Linked DNA regions of Homo sapiens: region 1 is linked to region 2. The links are chromatin contacts, found by Hi-C or POLR2A ChIA-PET in ENCODE. All regions are on one chromosome and are shown on one strand. Each heading gives the region's core, a stretch centred on a gene start or an enhancer-like site at or near the end of the contact. The rest is flanking DNA. Distances are from core to core; before and after follow the strand shown.

Evidence for each region. A loop is a pair of places that touch in the nucleus more often than their neighbours do. ChIA-PET counts read pairs that join two places held with the same protein, here RNA polymerase II (POLR2A). Pooled maps may share reads with other maps.
Region 1: a pooled map shows a loop between it and region 2 (4-fold over the local background). The contact joins two enhancer-like sites. A Hi-C loop is called at or near these places in 2 of 168 maps with a recorded cell type or tissue (B cell and HepG2), 4 of 37 single-sample maps with no recorded cell type and 7 of 50 pooled maps. POLR2A ChIA-PET finds 5 or more read pairs at or near these places in 2 of 52 experiments (CD4-positive, alpha-beta T cell and CD8-positive, alpha-beta memory T cell).

What each region holds. Positions count from the first base shown.
Region 1 is chr1:185,692,393-185,695,665 of GRCh38, forward strand. No RefSeq gene overlaps it. Among named protein-coding and RNA genes, the nearest start is that of HMCN1, 40 kb to the right of the region's middle. RefSeq lists an enhancer at 1,756-2,257. Within about 2 kb of position 1,804, at least 10 of the 41 ENCODE cell types and tissues checked have a DNase peak (open chromatin) inside an H3K27ac peak, as active enhancers do.
Region 2 is chr1:185,594,336-185,597,678 of GRCh38, forward strand. All of the region lies in intron 2 of LINC01350 (long intergenic non-protein coding RNA 1350), which reads right to left. The region is part of intron 1 of LOC107985239 (a long non-coding RNA gene); the gene reads left to right. Among named protein-coding and RNA genes, the nearest start is that of LINC01350, 32 kb to the right of the region's middle. Within about 2 kb of position 1,821, at least 3 of the 41 ENCODE cell types and tissues checked have a DNase peak (open chromatin) inside an H3K27ac peak, as active enhancers do.

The DNA of each region.
Region 1 (3,273 bases), core at 554-3,053, 98 kb after region 2:
TCCCCAGTGTCACAGAAAGAGGCACATAGTAAGCTCCCAGTGAATATTTGCCTGATACAGGAATGAACTATCCGTTTTATCAGCAAACATGTCTCATGCATTAAGTTGAACCCATTTCTAATCATTAGAAGAGATGGAGAATTGCTGTTCACTTTCTTCTAGTTCTGACTTTGCTTTGGGATGCAATATACTATTACTTTGGTGAAAATGCACAGATGTCTCATTAACAATGAAATTGGGCAGTATACATTAATTTAAATATCATCAGTTTAGTTAACAACAGGTGTTGTTAATTTTATTCTTTTTTTCAGTTGATTAGTTATTCTTTGTGTTCAAATTCTGATTTGGTGGTAACTGGAAAGTGTTAACTCCACTACTTTTTCTTCTTGCTAGAAGAAAATTGCTAGAAGAAAAAGTTTAGTGTTTTTTTTTTTTTTTTTTTTTTTTGGTGTAAATAGCAGCATAGAGAAATAAAGCAGCAAGGGACAGAATAAAGAAATAAATGTTAGAATAAACTTTAAAATGGCAATAAAGAAATGGGAATCAGGGATAGGTTTCAAGAAAGAACCAGGGATCTTATGAGAGTTATTTATTTGAAAGGACAAAGATTGTTCTTTAAGCTGTATCAATCTCTTTTCATTTAATCTAAATCCAAAACAAATACAGATTGTATTTTGACTAAACTTTCTCCCATCACTAGATCTCAGAAAGTATTGCCTACATATGACCATTTTTTCTAATACTGTCTGTAATCTTAAAAATAATAATCATTTATGGGGTACCATATGCCAGACACCTACATAGAATACTTTATTTGGTTCTCAGCGACAGATATGATTATTATTTCACATTCTAGATAAGGAAACTGTGGTTCAGGGAGGTTAAGCAATTTGCCCAGACTCATGGCTTTGGACAGATCCAGATTCAAATCCCAAGTGTTGCTGATTCTAAACCCTATGCTCCTAACTCTTTTGTCTTATTTCCTCTTTAAAATGAGATCCCAACATTTGATAAAGTTTAAGATGTTTTCCCATTTTCACAGGCAAATTACTTAGAGCAGTGGTTCTCCAAATGTAGTCTTCAGATCAGCAGAATCAGCAACACCTAGGAATTTACTAGAAATGTTAATTTTCTGACCCAACACCAAATTTACTAAAATTAGAAACTGGGGGGTGAGGGTGGGATGGGTACAGCAATTTGCATTTTAAGGAGCCCTCCGTGTGATTCTGATGCATACAAAATTTGAGTACAACTACCTAGAAAAATGAAAAATTGAACAGCCCCTATTGCCATCTAAGCTAGTAACTGATCATCTGGCCCAACCATCCTACTTGCACTCCAGGAATCACTTCTGGATAATGTTTCTCACTCTCTCAGGTTCCTCTGCAAATCAGTCATGGTGATCTGAAAGCTTCCTACACATTTTTGTTTTGAGCCGGTGTTGCTATTTTTGCACAGGCTGGGCTGGGACTCCCAATCCTCCCGCCTCAGCCCCCTAGTAGCTGAAACTACAGGCCTGTGTCACTGCACCCGGTTCAAGGATAGATTTTTATTTGTTTGCTTTGTTTTTAGAGATAGGGTCTCTCAACGTCGCCCGGGCTATTTCTACAGATGTTGTTTTGGTTTAATATGGTGTCACATAAACTTACACTGGTTAAGTAAACAGGCAACATTTGAACTAAATTTAACTTCAATGTTTTGGTGGTCTGCAAAAGGATATTGTGCTTCTTGGTTAACATTTTCATGTTTCTCCACTTCTGCTTTCGTCCAGAACAGGAAGCGGAAGTTCTAAACTACTGCGAAGTCCTCTCTTGGTATTTCCGGCCTCGCTGAGACCAGAAAGCAGCGGAAGGGACAAATGTTTCTTGTTAGAGTCCCAATTTGATTTCTAAATCAAGGTGTACAGGATCAAAGGTCTCTTAAGTGCAGGTCCCAAACTTTGATCGTTATGTAAATAAGCAACTTGGAGCTCTCCTTCACGACTTGTAACACAGGCAGGTGACTGAGATGAGATCAATCAGAGCTGAGGAATGAGGGGAAATTCCCACCTAATAGCTGAAAGCAACAATACTTGAGTTTGTGCTTGCCTTCCCTTTCAATTTTCTAAGGTATAGGTGATCAAAATTCTTAATAAATTGAAGATTGAAGGCCTTAGAATCTGAGTAAGCTAAGAGGATATACAGTTTCCACAAATGAGTTCTTTCATTACAATAAAAAATAACAGAGGAACTTTAAGGCATTCGTTTGCTGCCAGGAATTTCAGCTGAGGTTGTGGGTTGGGGAAGAGGGTAGTTAATTTAATTAACTTCTGTTTTATGATCTCTTAAGATAAGTAAAGGCACCTGGAAGTAGAAGAAGCCGAGAGAAAAGATCGTACCATGTTTTCTATCTGTTATTTAGCTTAGATTTTCTGTTTCGATTGTTGTTTGTTTCTATAGGAAAGAATACTTATTGACAGTGAAAGAAAGCAAAAGAAATGGATTTTTTTAAAATAATGAAACTTCTAGATGAGCAAACCTGGAGGATAGTTTGTGAATTAAACAAATGTGTTTGGTGTATAATCAGGGAAACTGATAAAACCCACTCATCTAAAAAGAAGGTGAGAGTTTTCGGCTGTCACCAGGGTCTAACTTGGTAAGTCAGTCCCATTACCACATACCAATGAAGTAAAAAAAAAAAAGATTCATTCGGTTTAGAATCTTTAGAACCACTAGTCTGGTAGTGCTGTCAGGTTAAAGGATTAGTTGTTCAATATAAACCATATATTTGGACTAAAATAATCACATTAGCCTTTGTTAAATGTACTCATGATCAAGTGAGGTAACAATAGTGTTCTTCCTACTTTAGATTTAAAACTTGACATTTCTAATATGATCGATGTCTCCACTTTGCTGTCTGACATAGTACTGCTTAAACCTTCCTCAAATACTTGTATGCCATATATGTTTCTAATCTATATAAAATAATACTGATATATAAGCACTGTGTTTTCTTCTAGCTTAAAATAATAAGTCAATTTCTTGAGGATAGGTACAACTCTAACCTTAGATAAGAAGTTCTGGATTCTAAATTGAGCCCTGCTGTGAAAACTAATCTTTGCTTTAGATCTCCACCTTGTGGTTACATGTTTAAAATGTAAATTCTTGTGATTTTATGATCCTGGCTTATAGATTCTTTCAAAAAGAAAGGTAGAATGGATGAACATTGTCTGAAAATAACTTGAGACTTATGATTGGATATTTAGAAATTTATAATTCAGATTCAGTGCACTTC
Region 2 (3,343 bases), core at 571-3,070:
TCCCTCTGTTTTGCGGTTCTTTGTGATTGTCCCTTTCAGATTAGAAGTGCTTTATAATAAATTGGTAACTGTGCTTATTTGGCTGTTGAAAAGGGAGTCCTTTTAAAAAGGAAACTTAGCCCTTAAAACACATACACACACACACACACACACACACACACACACACACACACACACACATTTAAATATTTTCCAGATTGCTTTCTTTGCTTTTAAAGGTCACCTGAAGGTGAAGGGGTTGAAGGACATTTTATTGGGCTGTTTACTCTGCATTAAATGTCCTTCCTTCTTTCTCCTTATCTAGTACAGCCCTACCTTCAAGGTCCAGCTGAAATTCCAGCCACTCTGTGAAACTTTTCTTATCACCCTGGCCTTGGAGATTTGCCCTTTCTCTGTGCTCTGGTAACACAGAATGTCTGCATTAGCTTTTTCAAACTTAGCCTATGCTGCCTGTCTGTGAAGTATAAGCTTTGTTTTCCCAATGAGACTATCAGCTTTGTTTTCCCAATGAGACCATCACTCGTTTATAGGCTTGGAGTAAGAGTGGCTGAAATCCTATCTCCATCACTTGTGAGCTGTACGACCTTGTTCAAGCCACTTCCCATCGCTGTGCCTTAGGCTCCTTCTCTGTTCAGTGTAGTCATAGTACCTATCTTTTAGAGTTGTTGGGAAGATTAAATGAAATAATACATGCAGTGTGTTTAGTACAATGCCTGGCACATAGTTAGTGTTCAATAATTAATATATTTTATACACTTGTAATTTAACTACTATGTAGTTAAAGGAACTGGTGAAACAGTTATGAAACAGCTAATAGTCTACAGAAATAGTTTCTGCTCTGCCAAATCCAGCAGGGAGCCAGAGGGCAAGGGAGTCAATTAAAGCACAGCAAGAAATTGTTTTTGCCCCAGGGGAATTTACATTCTAGGATTTAATAACTAATTAGCCAATTATTTATTTAAATACTAATCTTTTCAGAAGTACAGGGTGCCATAAAAATGTCTGTGTCTCCCTGAAAGTCTTGGGGAGGTTCCCCTGAGGAAGTGGTAAATGAATTTAGATCTTAAAAAGGAATAGGTGTGAACAAGTTGAATGTCAGGAAGTGTATTCTTGGCAAAGAGAAGACCATGTGTGGGGACTTTGAGCTGGAGGGAAGTGTGGATAATCTGAGGACCTCAGAGACAGCCAGTGTGGCTGGAGCATGATGGCTGAATGAGAAGAGAGAGAGCTCCAAAGGAGCCAGGTTGGATTTTAGGTCTGTCATTTTCCCAGTATCTTGTAACTATACATTAAGGAGCTTATTTATACTCATTAATGATTTAGTCTACGTGGATGCTGGTTCATCTGATTCTTTTAAACAATAAAAGAAAGTGTTTTCTGGGTATATGGTATATCGATAAGAGTCTGGTCAGGAAAACAGAAACTGCATTGGGCATTTCAACAGTGAGAATTTAATATGAGAAGTTGGTTAAACAGGACTGGAGAAATAAAAACCCAAAGAAGGGATGCTGAGGTCACAAAGAGAGAGTGACTATAAGAAGCTGCTGCCTCTCCAGATCAGAATCTTAAGCTTTGTCTGCATTGCCTCTCTCTCTCACTTCCAGTCTCTCACAAAGTCCTATCTTCACAGCTCAGAGAGCTATAATGCAGAACCTTATGTGTCAGGGAGTGGAGGACAGGAGGTGCAGGCCTGGTTGCTGCCCAGCACGTGCTGGTACCTCAGGAGCTCAGAAGAGCTGGGAAGACTTCCCAGCTAGTGCTGGTACCTGTACCTCTAAGAGGGCACATTCAGGTTAGTTCTTAGAATACTAAAATAAAAGAGGAGACTGAAGCCAACTGCCCATCCCAGGATGCAGAGCTATTATTGCTCAGGTGATGATAGGAAGAGGAAGAAAGCAAAGAGTCTGCCATTTAACCTCCCTCTAGCGGCCACTATTGGTAGAAGCTGACAGGGAGTCAGCAGGTTAAGCTGATTTGCAGAGTCCTAGACCCAGTATCACGTAATAAAGATATGAGGGGTAAAAAATAAGAACAATGGAGAAGGTGGATATTGATAGCTGGATATGAAGGGTGACATGGTCTTGCTTTGGGTAGCATTTGACTCTCTTATTTCTGCCCTTCAACATGCAATACATTACTTTCAAAGTCTTTGCAGAAAAATTATTTTATTAACTCATTAACTCTTTTGAGAGTAATCAAAATGAATTATTTTGCTAAAGCAGAAACATGGAAGAAATCTTTTTGTAAGTTTTATGCCATGCCAGTCACTGATTGGAGATATATTTATATCTATCTCTATATAGAGATAGATATTTTCACACATACAGACATATACACATATATATTTTATTTAATTTAAAAATTGTTGAAAAAGAACAAAAATTTGTAAGATCTCACTGTTGGCCTTCAAGCTGTTGGAAACTATGATACACATTCATGAAAAGGAGACTGAGGGTCATTATACAGGTTGGTTTCAGCTCCTAAGGGGTCCTGCCATCCCAGATCTGTGAACTCCAGGGAAAATCTCTACTTTTCTACCATTTCCTTGGTGATTGATTGCAAATCCCCTGGGGTTTGGAGAATCACATATATCTTTCCTCCCAGCTTCTGCTATAGGTTTTCATTTGCTGTTGAAGTTGAGCAGGAACCACCCAGAGCTCTACCCAGAGACCTTTTTATTTTCCCCTACCCCATAGCGTGAAATATTTTTGTTGCTTAAACCACAAACAATATGTTATAAATCATTTCTCAGTATTTATAAATAAAAATATTCTTAAAAGTTACACATTGTTTAAGCACCAAGCTGACTGAATTCCAACCACAAGCAACAGATGTTTTAGTCATCCCAAGCAATTCTAACGAAGATAAAACTGTGATTTTCATTTGATATTTTGGAACATTAAAAATAATTGTTGGAGTCCCCAATACTACTTTTAAGTGCCTCAGGAGACACAGACTTAGGTATAATTTTTTTCATGTGTACTATATTAAAAGATACATTTGCTTGGAAGACCTGTTTAGTGCAAAAGTGTGACTTTCGGCCAATTCCTCTTAATTAATGACAATGCTTCAGTTAAGTACTTTAGTTCCTTTGTATCAACTCCCATATTTCTCCAGAGAATTTGTGAAATAAGCACCTTGACTGGTGTGGAAGGAGTTTTTACTACAAATTTTTCATAAAAAAGGAACATTGAAATGCTACTTATCAAATTGGCTCATCTGTCTCAAATATTCATTTCCTAGAAATAATCCTTTGTTATTATCCGTAATAACTGAAACCTTATCGTTTTATTTCACCTGCTTTCTTTGTTTTGGTTTTCAGCATTAAAAAGCAATAATAACT